2 separate regions of the Homo sapiens genome follow, and region 1 is linked to region 2. The links are chromatin contacts, found by Hi-C or POLR2A ChIA-PET in ENCODE. All regions are on one chromosome and are shown on one strand. Each heading gives the region's core, a stretch centred on a gene start or an enhancer-like site at or near the end of the contact. The rest is flanking DNA. Distances are from core to core; before and after follow the strand shown.

What was found. A loop is a pair of places that touch in the nucleus more often than their neighbours do. ChIA-PET counts read pairs that join two places held with the same protein, here RNA polymerase II (POLR2A). Pooled maps may share reads with other maps.
Region 1: a loop to region 2 is called in a pooled map, with 2.1 times the contacts of the local background. The contact joins the enhancer-like site here to the promoter of KCNA6 in region 2. A Hi-C loop is called at or near these places in 1 of 168 maps with a recorded cell type or tissue (naive thymus-derived CD4-positive, alpha-beta T cell) and 9 of 50 pooled maps. POLR2A ChIA-PET finds 5 or more read pairs at or near these places in 3 of 52 experiments (OCI-LY7, Panc1 and activated B cell).

What each region holds. Positions count from the first base shown.
Region 1 is chr12:4,854,437-4,860,578 of GRCh38, forward strand. No RefSeq gene overlaps it. Among named protein-coding and RNA genes, the nearest start is that of KCNA6-AS1, 27 kb to the left of the region's middle. RefSeq lists enhancers at 1,150-1,199, 1,210-1,259, 3,115-3,758, 3,287-3,581. Within about 2 kb of position 4,140, at least 3 of the 41 ENCODE cell types and tissues checked have a DNase peak (open chromatin) inside an H3K27ac peak, as active enhancers do.
Region 2 is chr12:4,804,660-4,811,038 of GRCh38, forward strand. KCNA6 (potassium voltage-gated channel subfamily A member 6) reads left to right here and starts at 4,675. Exons shown (of 1, transcript NM_002235.5): 1 at 4,675-6,379. The coding sequence starts at 5,383. KCNA6-AS1 (KCNA6 antisense RNA 1) reads right to left here. Exons shown (of 3, transcript NR_199077.1): 3 at 1-2,209.

The DNA of each region.
Region 1 (6,142 bases), core at 2,890-5,389, 49 kb after region 2:
ATTAGTAACTGTCATGAGAATAACCAAGGGTGAACCGATTTCTAAGTCCATGCTGGAAAATGGAAGCCCTCTCCTCTTGGCTAGGGAGATGCATGTAAATTCCACACCTGTTAAGCATCCATGCTCTGTGGCAGGAAGTTATAATAACCAGGTGACTCTGGCTCTTATTACAGTGATTCTGGGTCCAGGCAAGAGTGGCAGGTTTTTGGGATGACCTGTGACATAGGGTTGCTGGGATGATTAAGTGAGTTGCTGTAAGCACAGTGCTTCCTGTGCCTGCCTGGCGGGAAGCATGCCTAAGTGTTAACCATCATCATTATTATCATCACTATTATGGGATGGGTCACACAGACTTTCCCTTTCTGCTAAGGAAGACTGGAATTCCTCAGCTTCAGTTTCATGGGGCTCCTAGGCCAAGCCAACAGCCCTGATTGAACCCTGGGCCTGCTTTGGCTTTGTGGGCTGCAGAGAAGGACCTATCTCTCTTAGCTCAATCTCAGAACACAAAGCCAACCTGGTGGCTGGGGCGAAGTGGGAGAGGTGAGGATAAGGTGAATCTGATGGTCATCGCGACAGCAAAGTGCGGTGATGTTCGTGAAAGTGCGTGTGGCTGCCGCGCTCCCTCCAAGTGTAGAAGGCCATGAACAGTTCTCCTGGCTGCCTCTTAGATGAACAATGAACCATGAACTCATTCAGTCATCTCTGTGGAGTCCTTGTGTGTCAGAACATTTTAGAGATGGGAGGTCAGTGGGTGGACCTGCATACCACACCCCCTAGCAAACGGAGGAAAGCAAGCTTCAGGGAAGGGAGGGTGGTTGGTTCACGGCGAGGCGGGGCTGAAAGAGGCTTCCAAGGTAGGGGAGCAGCACTCCAGGAGCTCTGGCTTCAAGCCCACCTGTGGCTGACAGTGAGGCTACAGTCAGAGATGAAGAGTGATTGATTGTCTTTATGGGATGAAGAGTGATTGTCTTTATGGCCAAGGCCTCCACGTGCTGGACATGATGAAACAAACAAACAAACACACACACAGCTTCCTCTAGAAGCTGTGTGTGTGACCTGAGGGCCACACACATGGCCCTCAGGTCATGAGGCATGAGAATCTTTGAGCCGCACACATCAGCCCTGTAGCTTCCAGCAGAGCCCTTCCTGCCTTCCTTGAAGATTCAGAGCCACATTCGCATTCTGACTACTCTCCACTAGAGGGAGACATCACCACTTGTATTTAATATTTCTCCCTAGACGCTCAGTGCTGCCCTGGGGTAAGCCATGCCTGTTGGAAGAGCTCACAGGGAAGGACCAACCCAGCCTGCGGTGTGAACCTACTCAGGGCTAGGAGTCAGCACTGCCTTCCTAAGGGGCTGCCGGATTCTCTTCCCCTTTGACAGAGGTGCGGCCAGCCGTCCAGATGTGGCTGGATGACCAGTTAAGGGGCAATCACCTGCCCTTCTGCCCCACTCCGCCGGAGGTATTGGGTGCAGAAGTAAAGGTGGCTGCTCGGGGATTCCAAGTAGATGTAGGGGAGCTGAGGCCTCAAAGGCTCCCGATCTCCTGGCCTGTGAAAGCAAGTGGACATCTTAGAGAGTCCTTGCTTATGGGTGCCTGCAACTTCCAGGAAGAGGTCGTAGAGGAAGCAGCAGGAAGTGTTCCTGGAAACTCCACGCAGAGGCTGGACGCCCTGGGAACTTTGGCTCAGTGTGCTCTGTGGAGGGATATTATCTGTAGGGACCAGGATATAACACAGCAAAGGGATCAGGTGTCCTTTGGAAAAATGATTTTCCAAGTCAAATTAAATACCACTTGCTTACAGATTTTCTTGAATCTCACCAGGCTAAGAATCAGGCTGAATTATTTTGAACGCCTACCTGATCACTGGACCCGGAGTGAGGAGGGGAGACATGGAAGGTGACCTTGTATGCAACCCTTTTTCCTCTGGTGTCAGTCTTCCACTCAGGGCCTTGGTTTCCCCCTCTGGCAAGCGGGAAGTTGATTTAGGTGATCTCCAGGTTTCCTCCTGCAATAGACAGTGGTACGTTCAGTTTTTCCTCCTGTGTTATGGGTCATTTGTCACCAACTTGCTACTTTCCGCAGTCTGAAGCATATTAAAAGCGGCCCCCATCTCCCACATAAGCAAGCATTTAAAAAAAAAATACTGGTTAAAATAAAATGAGATTGGCCTCTTAGAACCAGTCAACTCATCAAAGTGATGCTGAGCCCTTCTGAGCTCAACAATGTTGACAGTAATTTATGCATTTCACAGCACTAGGCTGGAAAAGTGCAAGCACAGGGCTAAGGCTTACATTTCCTGTGTCAACAGTCACTTGCCTGGTGTCTGGTTTCTTTTTTGGTCCTGCTTACCTTGTGCCAGCCGGTGCCAGCTCAGGGGGCTCTGTGAGGCCACCTCGCCTGCTGGTGACAGAGTCCTCACTGCTTTTAATTTCCAAGTACTGCTTCATCTCTTGGAGATGCTTCAGTGACTCCATTCCAAGGCGGGTTTAGATGACGAAGTGGATGACGATGGGGGGAGTAGGGGAATCTCCTTAGAGACAAACCTGGGAGAAGGCATTTCTCATTCCAGTCAATACATAAATGTTATTGATTGGAATCATATTGGGTACATATTGCTTGGAACAAGGAAGAAGTATCTTTCCACTTCCTTTTGTTTAGCTCTTTAATGGGAAAAGTCTCTGTTTTTTTTTTTTTTTTCAGTTTCCCTCTTGTCGCCCAGGCTGGAGTGCAATGGCGTGATCTTGGCTCACTGCAACCTCCGCCTCCCGGGTTCAAGCGAATCTCCAGCCTCCTGAGTAGCTGGGATTACAGGCATGTGCCACCACGCCCGGCTAATTTTATATTTTTAGTAGAGATGGGGTTTCTCCATGTTGGTCAGGCTGGTCTCAAACTCTTGACCTCAGGTGATCTGCCTGCCTCGGCCTCCCAAAGTGCTGGGATAACAGGTGTGAGCCACTGTGCCCAGCTGTTTCTGGTTATTAATAGGAACAAAATACCAGGGCATGCTTTGTCTAGGTCAGTCCTCATTCTTCATTGTGGATCAGAATCAGCTGGAGAACTTGTCAAAATGCAGATTCCTGGGCTCTGAACCCCCGAGTTATGGACTCAGTAGGCGTAAGAGGCCTGAGAATTTGCATTTCTATCCAGCTCCCAGGTGATGCTGATGCATAGGTCAAGGACCACACTTTGAGAAGCACCGGCGGGGAACACAGTGTTACCAGGTCTTGGTCTCCATCCAATGCAGTAAACACTATGCGATAACAACCTGGGGGCTTTTGAGCTTACAGGAACAGTCAATGCAATAGAAGCACGCGCTGCTAGGTCTCCAAGGAAACAGGGACAGTCTCTTCTCCCGCTGTTAGTTAATGAGAGTGTGGTTGTAACTAAACTACTGGCTAATTACCACGATCGTGGGAAGTGTCCCAGGTCGGCGCTATGAGCTTCTGCCACTAGGGGGAACCAGGGCTATTTCTCTGCAGGCTCCAGGCTGTGAGAAGAGGAAAAGTACTGAAGAGAGCGAGCAAAGCCTTTCAGAAAATACTGCAACACTGCGTGCCCGAGGCCCCCGCACATCGCTGCAATCTTGATGTGCACAGACACCGTCGAGAACCAAGGCTTGGCAGGGAGGGGGGATGGTTGATTTTCTAAGTTGTTTGGTTTTCCTCCCTTTCCTTAAAGTACATCCACATTAAGCCGTTTATGCCGCGGGTGACCTGTAGTATGAGAAGAAACACAGGTCGCTCTCCTGGCTTTGCAGATAGAGTAAGCTCAGGAGAGAGGGAAAGGAGCTGGGCAAAATGCCAGCAAGGGAGGGCTGGGCTGGCGGGACCCAGATGTTCCCTGCCCAGGAGCGTCGTGGAGAGAAGGGGAGGCATGCCTGGGGTTTGGACTGGCCAGCTTGCAGGTGGCTGTCAACCCTGAATGTTGTGGCATAGGTCAGGATGAGGTCCCTTGGGGTGGGGGAGGCAGAGTAATTCCTAAGGGAGAAAAAGACAGGAAAGCAGGTTTTGGGGCTAAGAAGACAAAAATGACTGAGAGGTTATTTTACCTGCCTTGAACTTGCAAACAAGTATGGGTCATGACCTCTTGTGAGTGCTGCCGCATGCCCTGTCAGCTGCTGTCTTCTGGGGACACGCATATTCTGACCGCCACAGAGGGCAGCATAACAGCCACAGTGCCTGCTGAGCAGGAACGTGCCGCCTAACCGGTCCGTGGCGTCCCTGCCTCTTTCTCCCTCATTAAGCCTCTTTCCCAGGACCACAGCTTTGGAAACAGCTTAATCTCTAACAAGTGATCCCGCAGGGACTTGCATTTCAGTCCCTAAAAACCACTCTGTTCCCTTTCTCGGCATGACAGTGGCCTTCTAATGGTTTCGGAGATAAGATATGAGCCCAGGTGATGTTGGGACGTGCAGAATCCATGGTGGGCTGCATAGGTATTAATTCGAGGAACAAATTTCCATAACGTGTGTGTTTGTGGGCATGAGGGTGTACACCTCAATGGCAAATTATCATAACAAAACATTAGCTATAAACATTTAGTTTGAGGACTTGGCGTATAGTTCCAAAAAATGATCTCATTAGCTTACTAACATTCACTTGTCCCTGTGACCAACACATGCAACTCACTGTTCGGAGGGAGCCCCCATCACAGCTAAACAGAGGGACCAGGAGTCTTCCTTCTTAAGCTGCAGCCTGACTTTTCTCCAGCTTACTGTGATAGTTTTCTGGCATGAGCAAAATAAGCAGACCCTGTCTCTCATAATTGAAAAGCGTGTGTGTGTGTGTGTGTGTGTGTGTGTGTGTGTGTGTGTGTGTGTATGTATGCATCCTTTTCATATTCCTTAAAACATTTTTAGCAGGTAAAATCATGTCTCTATGCTATTCTCTCACTGCCAGCCACAGAAAGGATCTTACACAAAGAAGTCCATGGGGCTCCCCTTCTCCTGCACTCAAGTCCTGGATAGGAGTTCTGACTTTTCTGAGTGACAGTTCCCAAAAGGGTTCCTTTTCACCTTTGTTGAATGCAGAAGCAGTGGCTCTTCAAGAGAGAGCATCTCCCTCACCCCTTAGTCATTCCGAGCTATTTGGCTCACAGGTACTTTCAGCATCAGATCTGGTCCTGACTCCAGCTTCCACTGAGTACACATCCTTAGGGCCTCTGCAGGGCGGTGCACCCATGCCTGGGAGGCCTCTCCATCCCTGGATCCCTGCGGCCACTCTTCAAGGCTCCTATTGCCAACCCAGGGATCTGCTGCTCCGTGCTGCTGTCTTGAGCACTGCCTGGCTGCTTGGACCAGGCAGGGCCCAATGACCACAAGTCAGGGAATGGAGAGAGGTGTTTGCTGCAGATTGAGATTCTGATCCTTCCTCTGTCCTTGAAGGACCCTCTCCTCCCCTGTCTCCCTCGCAGCCTTCTCCAGTGCTGGAGCTGACCCGGAACATCAGAGACAGGAAAGTCACTGCTCCAGTTGAATTTTGCTGCAGTTTCTTTTTTTCTCCCCTAGATGCTGAGAGCTATTTTTAGACAGGGACTTTTTTTTTTTTTTCAGGGGATCCACAGTCTATTTTTAAAGGACTTACGGAGGCCACATCATTCAGTGTTTCTCACAGGGACTTCAGAGAGAGTTAGGTGGGACAGGCCAGAGCAGTGGGGGTGCTGGCACCTTCCTGAGGAAGAGAGGGTATCAGGAGAGACCTGGGGAAGGTTGGGAGAAGCGTGGTGCCCAGGCAGGGCAGAGTGGGCTGCTTTCTCATGCTGGAGAGCATACGAGGGACTCACCATGCTCCTCCCTCCAGTCACCCCAGGCTTCGGGGCCAGAGCTGCCTGACTATCTTCCCATCCCAGCGGCCACAATGACATTGCCCTCCAACATGGCAGTGGGTTTAATTGACTGTACTTTCCTTCCTTTTTCCTAAACGTCTGTGTTCAGATGGCTTCTGCATCTCCTCTTTCCATGGCACTCCCTTGTCTCTGCAAACTGAGCTGTGGAAAGTTTTGGATCATGCCTTGGGCCTGAAGCCAGCCCCAAGAGGGCAAAGCTGAAGTCCTGGGTGAAGAGGGGACCTCGTGTGTCACAAGATGGAGACCAGGGTGGATAGGCTCCCGCTGCGACAGGGAGGATACAGCCAGGCGG
Region 2 (6,379 bases), core at 3,425-5,924:
CCTGTTGCAGATCATGTGTTCCACTGGAAGGCCAGCGTGGGCCCAGGAGGATGGGGCCCCTGGGGTCTAGTCCTGGTTGTTGGTTTCCAGGAGCTCTCCATCTCTTGGCTTTCCTTTGACTTCACCTACAACCCCTCAGCCTCCTATGCTGGCTGCCCTTCCTCCTGACCTTGACCGGTAGATTGAAGACTGCTGTGAAGGACTTGGTCCTGGTCATTTCTCCTCGTTGTCCATATTCTGTTTCTGCAGAAGACCTTGGTGCCATGAATGTATATATTTCTAGATGTCTTAAATTCATAAATCGTAAGTTTCTTTTTCATATTCCAGACCTAAATAAATAACTGCCTCCTTGATGTCTTAATTTGCATGTATAATTTCCCTCTCCAATGTAAAACATCTAAAGGTGAGGTCTTGACGCATCCCAACTTGTTTAACCCCTTGTCTTCCCTTTCTCAGTAAAGGGCGACACCTACCTGCCTAGTTGCTTGAGCTTGGCATTGGCTGCTTATTTCTCATGTTTTATTGATGACTAATTCCTGCTGATTCTATCATCTAAACATACCTCCTCAGTTCTCCTCACCTCCTCTCCACTCTATCTCTACTGACTCTACCTTTCTCTGGCCCAAGTCACCATCATCTTTTCCCCAGACGACTGCAATTTCCTGGTCTTTCTATTTCTTCTTCTACCTCTTCATAATTCATTCCCCTCCCAGCCTCTAAGTAAATCACATCACGTCTCTCCTCTGCTTGAAAACCATCATTGGCTTCATACCGCCCTTAAGATAAAACCTGAACACCTCACCCTATAAGATGGTACCCTTGCTAATTCTTCAATCTTATCTTGCACCTCCCTTTCCCTTGCCCATTCTCCTCCCAGCGCACGGCCTTCTTTTTGACCTTGAACACCCATGACCTTTCTAGCTCAGGGCTTTTGCACTTGTCAGTCTGGAATGCTCTTCCCTGCATTTGGCACTGTGGCCCCATTCTCTTATCTATTTTTGAGACAGAATCTCCCTCTGTCACCCAGGCTGGAGTGCAGTGGTACAATCTCGGCTCACTGCAACCTCCACCTCCCAGGTTAAAGCGATCCTCCTGCCTCAACCTCCCAAGTAGCTGGGACTACACGTGCCCTCCACCATGCCCAGATAATTTTTGCATTTTTAGTAGAGACAGAGTTTTGCCATGTTGGTCAGACTGGTCTTGAACTCCTAACCTCAGGTGATCCACCTGCCTCAGCCTCCCAAAGTGCTGGGATTACAGGCATGAGCCACCGTGCCAGGCTCCATTCTCCTCTTTGGATTGTCAGTTGAAATACTACCTCTTCAGAGGGAACTTTTCCAGCTACCCTTGCAAAGTTGAGTCCCCAAGTTCATTTCTGACATGGCATCCCATTTATCCTCCTCAAGGCATTTACTGCAATATGGAATTATTTTCCTTATTGTCTACTGTTAAAATTTTCTGTCTATAATGTAATTTATTACATGAAAATGTATGCTTATCAAAGCAGATATTTTGTATAGATCACTGCTAAATCCTCAGCACCTGGCACCATGCTGGCACTCAGTAGCTGCTCAATATATACTTTTTAAATAAATGAATGATTGCTATGACCATGGCAAACATCTGAATCTGGATACAACAACAAAAAATAACAACAAAATCTGTGCTGGCATGAAATTGGTGCTTGGTGAATGCTGGGGAAAAATCCCCTGCCATTGGAAGCCACTTGGCAGTGTTTATGGATGGAGCTGTGTCTTCCTTCACCTGGGAACTGGCATTTCTGAAGGTGTGATTGTACTCATCCTTAACATACGCTTGGGGGGAATGATCTAGGCATAGGGTTTTTCTTAAGCTAAGAAATGAGTCTATTTCACAAAAGAACTAAAAACAGAACTCTGATTCATGAATTTGCCAATGGCTTGTCCTTCTCAGGGGAACCTCCCTGGGCACAGTGAAACCCTTCTTGGGGCACGACCTCATGCTTGATGTGAAGGTCATCACAGAACATCAGCTCTGCCTGAAGGGTGGCCGGCAGCCCAGTCAGGCTTAACCCGAGGGGTACTCAAACGGAGGTTCTTGACACCTTATCAGGGTGTGTACGCTTCTGCAGAACGAAGGTTCCTTCCCATGCTTTGCCAGGATTGGTTTTGAAGAATTACTGACCTAGTTGACAGTCTCGTGAATAAAAATGGCAATGATGAAAACAAACCTGCAAATGAATCATTCATTATGAATTTGAAAACAAAAACAAAAAGAATCAGGGGTTAGTCAATTTATGACTCAGAAAATAATGACAGATAACTGGATAAGGGTAAAGTGACAGATAACTGGATGGGGGTAAAGAGTATCTTCTATAGTGTATTTGCTGTTGGTTTCCTTTTTTTTCTTTTCTTTCAAAAAGATTTTTTAAACAGAGCAACTTTTGTGTGGAGTCTAAATGGCTTAATTACATAGTCTGTAAGTGAGAAAACTCCGCTGGATGACTCCATGTACTTGCTTTCTCTCCCTTCACGGAAACATGCAAGGTGAGAGAAAGGAGTGGAAATGAGACAGGCAAGCATGAGATGGGCAAGCTGGCTGCTTTCCTGTTGTGATGTGGTTTGGAGAAAAAAGAACAAAAGCCCTTTACTCAAGCTGTAACTCCCAGCCAGTCAGCATCAAAGGCCCAAGAAGCTATTAACCACAAATTAATTAACCCCTTGCTTTAGAGAACTAAGGACCTTTCTGAGGCCCTACGTGCCTAGCTAGGCTTAACTTTCACCTCATCATGAACTTTTCCTTATTTTAGTACTAAAAATCATGCCCACAGGTGGAGATTTAAGATGCTAATGAGACATATGTTGTATGAAGCAGCATCTTAAGCCACCGTACATGTGCCCGAAAAACCTCACCTCTACATGCCCTGACTTCCCCTTACTGCAGACCTCCACAAAGGGAACCCACACCTTGACTTTGGAGAGCAACCCACTTCCTTTCTTGGTGTTTGGTCCCTTATGTCCATAAGCTTTCATAAAATCTTTCTCTTTGCTACTGTATGCTGTGATCTCTTTTGATTTCTATCCTGGGGGATCAAAAAAGCCCACAGGGCGTTGGTGCCAGAAATCAGCTGTGCAAGCACAGAAAGGGAGCAGAGGCTGTTGCCTGGCTCAACTGGTGAGGAGCAAGACTGGAGAATGAGCATGCAGTGAGTTCTAATACTAGCACATTTCTTACCCACTCAACACCTGATCCCTTCCCGACACATCCAGGAGCCTTGGTTCTCTCCTTCCTCCAACTCTCTGAGAGTGAATGCTGCTGAGAACCACTGTGGTTTTAAAATACTCCGTGCAATACAAAGAACTCTCAGATGCATCCTGTGGTTTGAGAGCACCTTTATGTGTCATTCTCATCATTAACCTCAATGAATGCATACTAATGATCTAATATGCACCAGAAGCTACACAAAAACACTTTGTAGTTGTTAGCCAATTCATTTTGGCTACAGCCAGCCAGAAAAGAGGAAACTGAGGCACAGAGAAGCAAATGTCAACCCTACCTGGAAGTGTCAGTCTGAAAAGATCAGTTGAGTCTTCCTCTACCAGACCCCAACTTGTCTGGTCTCGTGAAGAAAGACAGAAATGGATGGAAAACCATTCTTATCACCTTCTTGCTGGAGAGTTAGGGAAGAGTCAGCTGGTCCCTAACAACAAACTTTGCCCTACTCCAGTACTGCCAAAGGGGTCTTTGTTGTAACATGGCCTACAAGGAGAGGACATCTTTCTGGGAAAGCACCTAGAATGTGGCTGGCACATATTCAATGCCCAGTAAATGTAGCTATTATTTTTTCAATCAACACTCTTACATACCCCTTTTCCACTCACCCTCTTCTCCCTTTTTTTGGTCACCCAATAAGCAGAAATTCCAGATGCATCCTTCGGGGTGGTTGGGAGCAAAGGATCCCCAGGGTGCACTGTGCCCTGGGCTGAGGTATCTCTGAGGTGCTTCCATCTTCTGGGTCCTTCCTCACTGGGGTTGTTGCCTCAGGCTCTCAGGACTCCCCTGGAAATCTTCTGATGGGAAAGGCATTGATTGACTTGCCACCCTTTCTCTACCATCCCTTTGCAATTCTGGGAGAGTTGCAGCCCCGCCCTCCCAGGCTTGCAAAGGTAGACGGAGAATTATATTGGAATTTAAATCGGAAGCTCTCAAGGCATCTCAAAAATACTTTCTCTATTTTTTTTTTCCTGTAGATATTGGAGAGGTTGGCAAACGGGTCTTCCTGAAGACAGAAGAATGTATGATTTAATGTTTTCTTTAGATTTCTGTATGAGTGGATGCACAGTGCTCCGTATTGTGTGGTGGGGCGGGGTGTGTCTTCTTATTGATGAAATACACTGCGCAGGTCAACTCGGTAAATTGAAATGAGAAGAGCCGACTGCGGGGGTGGAGGGGGTGTGGTATTAGGGTGCCGGCGCTTGTGGAGGGGGGCGCGAATGTGAACGTGTGAAAGCGAGAGGCGTGCCAGGAGAGCGCGGGAAAGCTTACTGGTGAGGCAAGTGTGCGTCTATTTCCATGGCGCCCTGGCTCGCGGCAGCCCCTGGCTGGGCGAGGGGTGTGATGTGGGAGTGGGGTGGGAGGGGGCAGCAGGCGGGGCCTGCCACGTCACTTGGAGAGTGTGTGTTGGGAAGGAAGGGCAGAGCGGAGAGCCGAGCCGCTGCAGCTGCGGCGGCGGCAGCGAAGCCTTGAGCCGTGGGGAGGTGGGTCCCCGCGCTCGGGCGCCGGGGCAGCCCCGGGCCCTCTGCGAGGCCTGCGGCGCGGCTCCTAGGGAGGAGGTGGCGGCTGTGGCGGCCGGAACCGCGACCTTGGCCGGACCCAGCCCCGCGGTGGACGCAGGGCGGAGGCCGAGCCCCGCCAGGAGTCTTTGCCGAGCCGGAGGGAGGCGCATCTGGCGCTTCGGTACCAGCGGCAGCCGGGGGTCCGGAGCGGCTGGAGGAGCGCAGTGGGAACTGGGAAGAGCTAGCCCGGCTGGAGGGCGGACCTCTGCGTCCGGGAGCCGGGTCTCAGGCACCGCTGGGGGCGAAGCCACGCGTCTTTTCGGGCAGCCAATTTCACACGCGCCTGTGTGCGGTTCCGGGCATCCCAGTAAGCTCTAGCACCCGGGCGCGGGTAACGGGAAGCGCAGAACCAAATCCCCAGCGCCCAGGTCACCTCCCCAGACCCAGCCTTGCAGGGACCAGGGCTTTAGGGCTCACGGACCCAACGGCCAGGTCAGACCGCGAACCGGGAGGAGCGCGGGCCCCACCCTAAAGAGGGCGCAGCCGGGAGCTGGGGAGCGGGTGCCGCGCTCCAGAGATTGTGTCGTGGGCGCCGTCCTAGTGGCGGGGAGCGCACCTCCGAGGGGGCATGAGATCGGAGAAATCCCTTACGCTGGCGGCGCCGGGGGAGGTCCGTGGGCCGGAGGGAGAGCAACAGGATGCGGGAGACTTCCCGGAGGCCGGCGGGGGCGGGGGCTGCTGTAGTAGCGAGCGGCTGGTGATCAATATCTCCGGGCTGCGCTTTGAGACACAATTGCGCACCCTGTCGCTGTTTCCGGACACGCTGCTCGGAGACCCTGGCCGGCGAGTCCGCTTCTTCGACCCCCTGAGGAACGAGTACTTCTTCGACCGCAACCGGCCCAGCTTCGACGCCATCCTCTACTACTACCAGTCTGGGGGCCGCCTGCGGAGGCCGGTCAACGTGCCCCTGGACATTTTCCTGGAGGAGATCCGCTTCTACCAGCTGGGGGACGAGGCCCTGGCGGCCTTCCGGGAGGACGAGGGCTGCCTGCCCGAAGGTGGCGAGGACGAGAAGCCGCTGCCCTCCCAGCCCTTCCAGCGCCAGGTGTGGCTGCTCTTTGAGTACCCAGAGAGCTCTGGGCCGGCCAGGGGCATCGCCATCGTCTCCGTGTTGGTCATTCTCATCTCCATAGTCATCTTTTGCCTGGAGACCTTACCCCAGTTCCGTGTAGATGGTCGAGGTGGAAACAATGGTGGTGTGAGTCGAGTCTCCCCAGTTTCCAGGGGGAGTCAGGAGGAAGAGGAGGATGAAGACGATTCCTACACATTTCATCATGGCATCACCCCTGGGGAAATGGGGACCGGGGGCTCCTCCTCACTCAGTACTCTTGGGGGCTCCTTCTTTACAGACCCCTTCTTTCTGGTGGAGACGCTGTGCATTGTCTGGTTCACTTTTGAGCTCCTGGTGCGCTTCTCCGCCTGCCCTAGCAAGCCGGCCTTCTTCCGGAACATCATGAACATCATTGACTTGGTGGCTATCTTCCCCTACTTCATCACCCTGGGCACTGAGCTGGTGCAGCAGCAGGAGCAGCAACCAGCCAGTGGAGGAGGCGGCCAGAATGGGC